2 separate regions of the Homo sapiens genome follow, and region 2 is linked to region 1. A link is an interaction called in ENCODE POLR2A ChIA-PET data of the cell type or tissue named here. Cell type or tissue: Panc1. All regions are shown on one strand. Links, peaks and the distances in the headings refer to the core of each region. The heading gives the core; the rest is flanking DNA.

What was found. Peaks named below come from ENCODE experiments on the same cell type or tissue, not always from the same donor. Only the 100,000 strongest peaks of a DNase experiment are listed, where the experiment ranks them.
Region 2: POLR2A ChIA-PET joins it to region 1 with 14 read pairs; 8 of 35 experiments call an interaction of 5 or more read pairs at or near these places.

What each region holds. Positions count from the first base shown.
Region 1 is chr2:85,543,987-85,549,688 of GRCh38, reverse strand. It overlaps MAT2A (methionine adenosyltransferase 2A), which reads right to left. Exons shown (of 9, transcript NM_005911.6): 9 at 4,408-5,702. GGCX (gamma-glutamyl carboxylase) reads left to right here. Exons shown (of 15, transcript NM_000821.7): 15 at 1-4,969. Among named protein-coding and RNA genes, the nearest start is that of MAT2A, 7.7 kb to the right of the region's middle. In Panc1, for the core only: a CTCF peak has its summit at 3,019; no DNase peak of the experiment used is centred there; H3K4me3 peaks cover 1,257 bases; H3K27ac peaks cover 4,928 bases.
Region 2 is chr2:85,296,256-85,301,957 of GRCh38, reverse strand. All of the region lies in intron 4 of TCF7L1 (transcription factor 7 like 1), which reads right to left. Among named protein-coding and RNA genes, the nearest start is that of TGOLN2, 29 kb to the left of the region's middle. In Panc1, for the core only: CTCF peaks have their summits at 1,442 (motif pointing right), 2,791 and 2,993 (motif pointing right); DNase peaks (open chromatin) are centred at 1,446 and 3,017; H3K27ac peaks cover 856 bases.

The DNA.
Region 1 (5,702 bases), core at 277-5,276:
AGGATAAGGTTTAAAGTGGCTTTTTGGGGGCTGGGTGCCGTGGCTCACGCCTGTAATCCCAGCATTTTGGGAGGCTGAGGTGGGCAGATCACTTGAGGCCAGGAGTTCGAGACCAGCCTGGCCAACATGGCAAAACCCCTTCTCTACTAAAAATACAAAAATTAGCCAGACGTGGTGGTGGGTGCCTGTAATCCAACTACCCAGGAGGCTGAGGCATGAGAATCGCTTGGGCCCAGGAGGTGGAGGTTGCAGTGAGCCGAGATCGAGCCACTGCACTCCTGGGCAACAGAGCAAGACTTCGTCTCAAAATAAATAAATAAAGTGGCTCTTGGGGAAAAGCAATTTAATGTACCACGATGAATAGCTAACTGTTCCCAAGTGTTTGCTATGTGCAACACACCGCGTGAGCAGTGTTACCTGCATTATTACATTAGGCTGAGAGGTAAAATAATTTGCCCGAAGACATACAGCTAGTGACGAATGGACTGATGGTTTGAACTTAACGTCTATTTGACTTAAGGTCCTGCACCCTGCCACTTGTAATTTTCAGAATCACTGATAATCTGAAATAATGCAGCTTAAAACATGTTTTCTTAATTAAAAGTATAATTGGATGGTGGTCAGGTTGTAAATGCACACAAAGTAATTTATCTTCATTGCAATTTTGGTTCCTTCTTTGTTCCTATTATCTATATACACCCAGTGTTTCACTAGCAGTTATGAGAGCAGTCAGAATAGCAGCATCAAAGTTAAATAAGGAAATCTAGATGATTGCTAGATTTTCTCTAAAAATAAGCTTAGTATTTGGTATTATTCTAGCCTTTGGTGAGCAGAAGGGGAGGTAAAGTAAGAATTAACTAAATTTAGTAAGGGATTAGGGAATGCTTAGACATTTTGTAGGTTGGGGTATACAAGGGTAACTCAGGAAGCTCCTCAGTTCAGTGAAAATTCAAAGGGTTGGCACTGAGCTAGGAAGCGAGAATGCAGGGTTATGAAAAAGGATCCCTGCTTTGGGAGCTCATGGACTTGTAGCAGAGACCGGTAGTAAATTGGCAGTCTCAGTAACTTCTGTAAATGATTGCATCTCTTTGCAGGCTTCTCTTCCCATACTCTCCCCCACTCCTCCTTGGACAGTGTTCCGGGGGTTCTTTCCTAAGCAACTGCTTTTTCAGTATACATACTTCAGATGATTGTGTCTACTCCAGGATTTCCAACGATGCTAGGTTTCTTTCCTGTGCCCTAGACGTATAGGTCTAAGTTCCACCTGGATATCCCACAGGGCTATCAAGCTCAGTTCATCCTAAACAGAACTTACATTCATCCCCAACTCAGACTTCCTTATTCTTTATTATTGAATGGCAGCTCTGTACCTTAGCCAAGCTGTTATCTCTAGGTCATCAGCCTTGACTCTTCCTTTTTCCTTGCATTTCTTAAAATTGCCAAGTCCCATCAATTTTACCTCCTGGATACCTCTTGAATCTATTTTTTTTTAAAGACAGGGTTTCACTCTATCACCCAGGCTGGAGTTCAGTGGCACAATCTTGGCTTACTGCAGCCACCACCTCCTGGGTTTAAACGATTCTTCCACTTCAGCCTCCCATGTAGCTGGGACTACAGGTGCCCACCACCACGCCCAACTAATTTTTGTATTTTTAGTAGAGACATGGTTTCCCACATTGGCCAGGCTGGTCTCAAACTCATGACCTTAAGTATCCACCTGCCTTGGCCTCCCAAAGGGCTGGGATTACAGGTGTGAGCCACCGTGCCCAGCCAAATCTGTTTTCATTACTACCTATATCTGTATTTTCAACCTTTGTATTAGCATCTAGTTAGGGATAGACCAGGACAGGGCCGACATGTTAGTTGTCAAGCAGATTGCCACCCTCCCCCACCACTGAGGAGGCCAAATGGAGTTTGGTGGAAAATCTCTAATTCATTCAAGGTATTATATGGGCAAGCAATGGCTGTGGCACAGGGTCCCCTGATTACTTTGTAAGAATGGGTGGGAGGGATGCTGATTTTCAATCCTTTTGCAGATCTTCTCTCATAGTAACACAATAGAAGATACTTTGCCACTATGTTGTTTGCCAAACTCACTGTACCTACTTGACTGGTAACAAAAGTCCCAAGAGTTACTTGGGAGAAGACACTTGAAAAAGTATTTTTCTAAATATGGGCAAGGATGCTGCCCTTCCCCAAACTGTTAGTATACCACCTCTCTGACCAATTTTCCCAAGGAAGATATTGGGGTAGGGTGAGGTGTAAAGAAAAAGTGGTCATGTAAATACTGGTAATAAAAGCTGTTCAGTGGGGTAGAGTTGGGTTGCAACTGTAGCCATTCTAAAAATGGGCTATCAATGTCCTTTTAGCCAAAAGACTTTAGTATACATCCTCCTCATTCTACCCTCAGGATTTGGATCTTTGCCCCTGATGGGTATCCATCCCCTTTGAAACTTTAGAAAGGCAGGTTATATACAGAATGTTCAACCTAAAGACATTTCCTTAAGTCATACTTTCATGCTTTCTAAACTATAATCACCCTTATCATCCCCTGCTGTTATGCTTTCCCTCTGCTCCCTGTGGCCTAATGTTCCTCCACCACCTTATTAACCTTCAGGATACTTTTCCCCTAGGCTGGGCAGGACAACACTATCCCCTTGGTCCACAAGCTCCCTCAAGGTTGGGGAATCTTTGTTTACTTAGCAAATACTGAACATAACCTTAAAGCGGTTACTTTTGAAAACTTCTCATGCTATTCTACCAACTTGGAGGCACCTATCCATGCTCATTCCCCTAATGTAGCCAATATGGTTATCTGCAATGTATTGGCATCTAAAAACTCCCTTATGAAACTGCCAGACTTGTTCTGGAACATTTCAATTACATGCAAAATTCAGGTTCTCAAGTTGGAACAAGTCTAATTGACACACCTGCATAGGTTTTAACCTTGCCCTCCCCCTACTTCCCAACAGATTTCCAAGTTTTTTGAGAAGGAACCTTGCTCTGGCCCAGGCTGGAGTGCAATGGCGCCATCTCGGCTCACTGCAACCTCTGCCTCCTGGGTTCAAGTGATTCTCCAGCCTCCTGAGTAGCTGGGATTACAAGCACCTGCCACCACACCCAGCTTTTTTGTATTTTTGGTAGAGACGGGGTTTCAGTTTGCCAGGCTGGTATCAAACCGTGACCTCAGGTGATCCACCCGCATTAGCCTCCCAAAGTGCTGGGATTACAGGTGTAAGCTACCATACCCAGATTTCCACGGCTTTTTTTTTAAGTCTCACTCTGTTACCCTGGCCGGAGTGTGGTGGCACGATTTCAGCTCACTGCAAGCTCCACCTCCCGGGTTCACGCCATTCTCCTGCCTCGGCCTCCTGAGTAGCTGGGACTACAGGTGCCTGGCTAACTTTTTTATATTTTTAGTAGAGACAGGGTTTCACTGTGTTAGCCAGGATGGTCTCGTGATCTGCATGCCTTGGCCTCCCAAAGTGCTAGGATTATAGGCTCACGCCTATATTACTATATAGTGGCCTATATTACAGGCCACTCCGCCTGGCCTCCAAATTTCCAAGTTTTTAAGTCTCCATGCAAACAGGCATAAGCAAGCACTCCTTGGCTCTACATTTGCAGGACAAGCTGGACCACCATTCAGATGTTGGTAGAAATGTAATCCAAGTGGCTATTCTCTATGCATGTAGCTCCTAGGTTCAAGAGCAGTGTGGTCTGCGGATTTTCTACACAACCTGCCATAAATGAAATTTAAGCCTTTGGAAATTTATAGCATTTTCAGCTAATTTGCATTATTTATCTCTGCAAGATATTGACTAGAAATCACGTTTCAGAACTTCTCAGATGAAAACATCATACAACCCTTAAAACTAAGCTCATAATTTAAAAATGTATGCAGATTAATAGGCTTAAATTGCCAGGACTTTAGATAGACATTACCACTTCCAGGTTAATACTTTTAGCGGTTTTTATGCCTTCAATGGTTTGAAGCCCTCAACCTTAGTTGAAAACTTAAAAATGGCATTGAATGGCTGCTGCAATAAGGACACATGAATTTTGGCTTAAGTGGACTAGGAGGACTAAATCTTGCTTAGGCTTTTAAAAAATGCCCACCCACTGGGTCTAGGGATTGAGGTTATTTTCCTGAATTATGGCTAATTATGGATTACAATTCAAGGTTAAAGATACACATATAGTATTCTCAGGTTATTCATATGATAGCATTTTTTAAGAGCCAAAGTCTCAGTCACCCAGGCTGGAGTGCAGTGGCTTGATAATGGTTCGCTACAGCCTCCAACTTCTATGTTAAAGTGATCCTCCTACCTCAGCCTTTCAAAGTGTTGGGATTATAGGCACGTACCTATGGCCCCAAAGCACTTTAACAAATGAGTAACAGACACAGTTAAGGTAGAACCTAGCATTTTATTTAGATCTTCATTAAACTGTTGGAATTGAGAACCAGACATACGTAATAAACCTCCAAAAATAGATCCTGAAAGGCACTTTCTGCTTAGGGCAAGCAGTCATGGAATAAGCATGTAAACAAGCTGGCTTCTCTGTACCACACCAGCCAAGTCAGCTTTCTCCATGGCCAGCCGCACCAGCTCTGCCCTCCCTTCTGTTAACACCAGCCAGACCCCCTGTAGGTCTAACCCAAGGTTTTTCTGTAGGACACCTTGGCCTACCTGGGAATGCTGGAAACATGTTGTTAAAGGAATCATGGTGTTGAGAGAAAAAAAAAAAATCTTTTAAAAGCTGCCATCTGAGGTGATGGCTTCTCTGTACTTACGCCATACCCCAGAATACAATAAATAAGCAATTAGAAAACGTTCAAGTATGAAGGGATTTCCTCCTCCCCGCCAAAAGCACTGCTCTCTGAAGGAAGCTGGTTTCTCTGTAGCTACACCAGCTGTTCAGAAAGCTCATTGGACCTGGTTTTGAAAATAAAACAAAGTTAAAACCCTGGGAGGAGTTATTGTGCAGTGTGGAGTACTCAGGCTTTCTTATAAAGAAAAAAAAAAGTTATCTGGTACCAAAGTGTGCAACCTACAGACCCTCAGGTACTGCCCTGTGACTTCTCTGTATGACATCACAAGGCTGCCAAGTGCCTGTTTTTCTAGAACTAGGAGTTGGTGAGGTTTGGCTAGTGCTGAAACCATGCATAGGATTGGTTTACTAAATTAAAACCTTATTACGTACGTCCTCCAAAAGACAGCTGAAAGTGGAGAGATTTTGATTTGGTGCTGTTAGAGGTGGCAATTAAGAGCATAAGCACCAGGGAGATGGTTTAATGGTAACTGCCTTTTTTGATGTCAGGCTGGAGCTCCAACTGGGAACTTGCGTTACATGCAAGATTGATTGGATAGGGAACACTCCCTGACAAAGAGCTACATAATTAGAAATGGATCAAGTTACAGGGAGGATAAGGGGAAGGCTTCACATTCATAATAGAGCTCAAGACATTACAAATTCATGCTGACAGGGCTGTGGCATTGCCAGACAGAGGCTATAAGTGGAACTACAAGTACTTTACGTGCACATCACAAGGACATTTTCAGCATCTGGTGGGGAAAGTCAATGCAATTATGACTTTGGAGCGTTGGGTGATAGGGCACAAAGGTTCAATTTCAAAGCATTATTTACTACAGTGTTGTTTCTAGGCAGTTACATGGATCACCTATGCTCACTAAATTCAT
Region 2 (5,702 bases), core at 320-5,319, 250 kb after region 1:
GATAGGGTTTCACCATGTGGGCCAGGCTGGTCTTGAACTCCTGACCTCAGGTGATCCACCCGCCTCGGCCTCCCAAGGTGCTGGGATTACAGGTGTGAACCACTGCGCCCGGCCCTGAAAAGGTTTAACACACATTTTTCAAATAAACTTCATAGAAACAGTTGCTCTCAGGTTCAAGTCTGGGACTGGGAACAGGGCAGGGGGAGAGTTGCCCCCATTAGACCTCATACTACCAAGTCTCATATTCAGGCTTTACAGACACAACCCTAAAGCACTTGAAACACTTCTCTCTGTAACACTTTACTCTGCTGACCTCACTACCACATTCTGTGTAAAACACCACCAAATGGAAGGAGCACCATTATTTTATAAAGCTATTGAGAAAAACGCTGGCACGCCACAGACACATCTTCAGAGATGTTAACATGGGAAAAACCTGTGCGTTCTACAATTGGTAAACAGAATTAACTTTTTAATTGTTTAAACCTAATCTGACTTATCCATAAGGCTTTTTATTTTAAAAACATCTACAGGTCACTGAACCCTGCATTACAAACACAGCACCAGGCATAATTTCTACTCCTTATAACCTAGAAAAGAAGCTGTGATTACCCCCATTCCAGAGATGAGGGAACAGCCCAGAAAGATTACATGACTTAGCCTGGGACACGGTTAGTAAGTGGCAGAGCTGGGATTCATATCAGCTGTTTATGGCTCTAATAAACAAGAATGTTTTCTCTTGTACAACCTGTCTCTCCCAGAACCTTCTCAAAACGTAAAACTTATCTGTCACAGAGAAAGGACAGAAATTATGTTTTTTGATAATAAGATAAGTGAGTTACAAGTGGAGAAGAGATTTCTTTTTAAAAGAGATTTGTGGCCGGGCACGATGACTCATGCCTGTAATCCCAGCATTTTGGGAGGCCAAGGCGGGCAGAACACCTGAAGTCAGGAGTTCGAGACTAGCCTGGCCGACATGGTGAAACCCTGTCTCTACTAAAAATACAAAAATTAGCCGGGCATGGTGGCGTGTGCCTATAGTCCCAGCTACCCAGGAGGCTGAGGCAGGAGAATTGCTGGAACCCAGGAGGCAGAGGCTGCAGTGAGCCGAGATCGTGCCACTGCACTCCAGCCTGGGTGACAGAGCAAGATTCCATTTCAAAAAAAAAAAAAAGAGATTTGTAAAAAAGATGATTTGGAGGTAACCCAAGGGCTACAACTCCAAATGGCTATATTCCTCTTTGAATTTTTCATTTCGTAGATTCCATGAGACCTTTCTTTCCTTTCATGTGGTGCCTATTTGGTACTCATAATGCAAACTCCAATCCATAGATTTCCTGGGTATCCTTGAGCTCACCACAGCCTTGTTCCTTTTCAGTGTGCCAAGCAGAGAGGAGAGGCGGAGAATTAAACCGTTTATAACCATGACCACCAGGTGGCGCCAGCACACAGCTGGGCCCTGCTGGTGGCTGGTGGGCTCACTGGATGTTGCATCATGAATTTAAAAAGTACTGTCTTCTTACTGTTTTCACCTGTCCAATTACTCGTTTTTGAAGATATCTCCATATACATGAACATACAACACAAAAATATTAAAAATTATTGTAAGATCAGATTTCCAGGAAGCCAATGCATCTTAATGATAGTTTCTGGAAACAGCTTTGTCTAAAGGGTGACTTTTAGTAAAATAAATCCAATAGAATTATTACCAGCGTGAAAATACATAATCACAATTAAAAAATACATAAACTCTGTAATTTAAAAAAAGGCTAAATAGAAGCACACCAAAAATGTAAACAAGTTATATTTGAGTGGTGAAACTATGGGTAACTTTGTCTTTATTGTCTCTCTTTCCATATTTTCCAACTTTACTTTCACCATGATCTACTACTTAAAAAAATATACTATGAATAACACAAACTTTCTAAGAAAGAAATGCAAACTATATCATAATTGTATCACAAAGCATTTAGACAACATAACTGCACCATCCTAACCCTGTCGCTATGGTCATTTTGGCATATCTCCTTTCATTAAGCCTTTCTGGGCATCAGTGTGTGTGTGTGTGTGTGTGTGTGTGTGTGTGTGTGTGTGTGTTTGAGACAAGGTCTCGCTCTGTTGCCCAGGCTGGAGTGCAGTGGTGCAATCTCGGTTCACTGCAGCCTCTACCTCCCAGGCTCAAGCAATCCTCCCACCTCAGCCTCCCAAGTAGCTGGGACTACAGATGCGCACTGCCACACCTCGCTAATATTTTGTAGAGACGCGGTTTCACCATGTTGCCCAGGCTGTTCTCGAACTCCTGCGCTCAAGCAATCCATCCACCTTGGTCTCCTAAAATGCTGGGATTACAGGTGTGAGCCACTGTGCCGGGCTCAGTGGCTCAAAATAAAATTTTATTCTATTTTGAGACAGAGTCTTGCTCTGTCACCCAGGCTGGAGTGCAAGTGGTGTGATCTCGGTTCACTGCAACCTCTGCCTCCTGGGTTCAAGCGATTCTCCTGCCTCAACCTCCCAAGTAGCTGGGATTACAGGCACCCACCACCATGTCCGGCTAATTTTTTTGTATTTTTAGTAGAGATGGGGTTTCACCATGTTGGCCAGGCTGGTTTTGAACTCCTGACATCAGGCGATCCCCCTGCCTCAGCCTCCCAAAGTGCTGGGATTACAGGTGTGAGCCACCACGCCCAGCCTCTGCATCAGTTTTAAATTTACATTTATTTACATCATTTATAGCTGTCTTAAAAACTGGTGATAGTATTAGCAAATCCTGATTGCTCATGTGCTGTATTTGGCCTGGGGAGAAACCAGCAAACAGGACTCAATGGGTAACAGAATTAAGTATTAGGTTGGTGCAAAAGTAATTGTGGTTTTGGCCATACTTTTAATGGCAAAACCACAATTACTTTTGCACCAACCTAATACAAAGTAGGGAAATTTTTATTTGAAGATCTATGTATAGTTGTCGAAATGCTGTGTGAGTTCTTACCGTTTCCCACTAGGTGGCATCATTGTCCAGAAAATGAACCGGGAGGGAAGGCGGTAAGTAGATAGTGGCCTCCTAGAAGGAAGGTTCTCCTTGCAGGCTTCTGTCCCAATAAAAGTTCCTGCTCATTACTCTCCTCAGCTGCCCCCAGGGGCAGGATGTTCACAGCATATACCCAAACCGAGGACTAGGAATGTAGGGAACCACCGCACACCCCTCTGTGGATAACCCCAACAGGGACAAAACACACAAGCGTGGGCATGGGTGTGCATGGCCAGGAAGCTGAATCCAGATGCATCCAAAGAGCCCCTGAGAGCCACCTCAGACCTAAATCCTTCAGGCAAGCGCTGCAAGCCAGCTCTTTCTAGCTCAGGTGTTTCCCGTCTATTTCAGTCTGTTTCTAGAGTTGGTACAAGACAAAGGTCTTTAAACTCTGGTCTCCCTAGGAAGCCATGTGTCCTCTCTCACATGCTTTTTTTTTTTTTTTTTTTTTGAGACAGAGTCTTGCTCTGTCACCAGGCTGGAGTGCAGTCTCGACTCACTGCAACCTCCGCCTCCCAGGTTCAAGCAATTCTCTGGCCTCAGCCTCCCGAGTAGCTGGGACTACGTGCACCCGCCACCATGCCCAGCTAATTTTTGTATTTTTAGTAGAGACGGGGTTTCACCATGTTGGCCAGGATGGTCTCGATCTCTCGACCTCGTGATCTGCCCACCTCAACCTCCCAAAGTGCTGGGATACAGGCGTGAGCCACCGCGCCCGGCCTGCACTTTTTTTTTTTTTTTGAGATGGAGTCTCACTCTGTCACCCAGGCTGGAGTGCAGTGGCATGATCTCGGTAAAAATATAAAAATTAGCCAGGCGTGGTGGCACATGCCTATAATCCCAGCTACTCGGGAGGCTGAGGCAGGAGAATCGCTTGAACCTGGGAGGTGGAGGTTTCAGTGAGCCGAGATCGCACCACTGCACTCCATCCTGAGCGACAGAGGGAGACTCTGTCTCAAACAAAAATAAAATAAAATAAAAAATATTAGATAAATAAGTTTATTAAAATATTTTAATACAGTGTTAAAATGCTAAGAAGAAAAACTAAGAGAAAGTAGAAAAGAAATATAGAGGGGGTGAGCAGGTTAAACAGGATGTTTCCCAGGATGACCAGGGAAGGTGTCAATGAGAAAATGACTTTTTTTTGGAGACACAGTCTCACTGTGTCCCCCCAGGCTGGAGTGTAGTGGTGTGACCTCAGCTCACTGCAGCTTCTGCCTCCTGGGCTCACGGGATCTTCCCACCATGCCGGGCTAACTTTTGTATTTTTTGTAGAGATGGGGGTTTGCCATGTTACCCAGGCTGGTCTTGAGCTCCTGGACTAAGCAATCTGCCTGTCTGGGCCCCACAAAATGCTGGGATTACAGGTGTGAGGCACTGCGCCTGGCCTGAGAGCATGACTTTCACATTTTGAAAGAAGTGGGGAGCTGGACACGTTGATTGTGGGGAAGGACATTTTGGCCAAAGAAACACTAGTGTAGTATGCCTGGCATAGCACGTGTGAGGACCCACGGCAGGCCAGTGGGCTGCAGCAGAGAGGAGAATGAGGGTCTGTACGGATGGGTCAACAAATACTTTCTGAGCTCCTGAAAGTGGTGTGCTGCAGGCTACGAAAAATGTGAAGGTAAGTCAAGAGTCTCTGCAGGGCAATAGGAGAGAGAAAAGACTCTGGGACCTGGAATGTGCTTTCAGGTCCTTCTGAGCAATGGTATGTTTCTGAGGTCTTTGCAAGTAGGACAGGATTTGTCATTCTTGGGATAAGCCTTTCCTTACCCAAACTCTTCTTTTCCCACTGTTTGCTGGCATTAAGGGTGGCAAAAGACAGCCCTAAGGTTACCTTTATTTTTGTTCCTTTGGCATTTGCCTTTTTTTCTCTTCTGCATGGGTGCTTGAAGGAAAACATTTCTAAACCCTTGCAATTTGAACTGTTTTTAGGATATGTCTAGGTGAATGTCAATTTTCATTGAGTTTTATAGAATTCAAAGGAGCTCTTTCAATCCATAAATTCAAGTTTTTGTTTTTAGAGCCCATTTTAACTTTCTTAATTGCCTCTTTTCCTTCAGTTTGGTCTCTTCTTTAGAAACACTATTTGTAGAATGGTTTTTAATTTTTTTTCTCTGTATCTATCAGCGACTTTCTCATCACAGTTACAAATGGCACAAATGTGACTTGCCACAATGTCAACTCCAGTCTATACAAAGACGAATGGGCTGGGAGACATGAGTAAGAATTTCAAAGACGCTGAAGCTCAACAGCAGAAATGAACAGAAGGAACGATGCAGGTGGAAAACCATCACTGCCTGCTAAAACTAGTGGGTGAAAAATTGATGAGAAATAGGGCATTGGCATAGCCTTGGAGCCTCTCCCTACAAAACACTTATTAATTACAAAGGGAAAAATTGTTACCCTAGGGTGGAAACGTTTGTCAGATACCACCTAATCCAAACAGTTGATGCTAACATCACTAATACTGGGACAAAGGCAGACTGTAGGGCTACCTCCTGAAATGAGGTAACGAGGATGCAACTTTAGTGCAGTGACATTCTGGCCAAAAATGCACAATCTGAATCTAACCATGACGAAACATCAGACAAACCCAAACTAAGGGACATTCTACAAAACAGCTGGCCTGTACTTCTCAAAAAATGTGAAGGTCAAGAAAGACAAAGACAGGCTA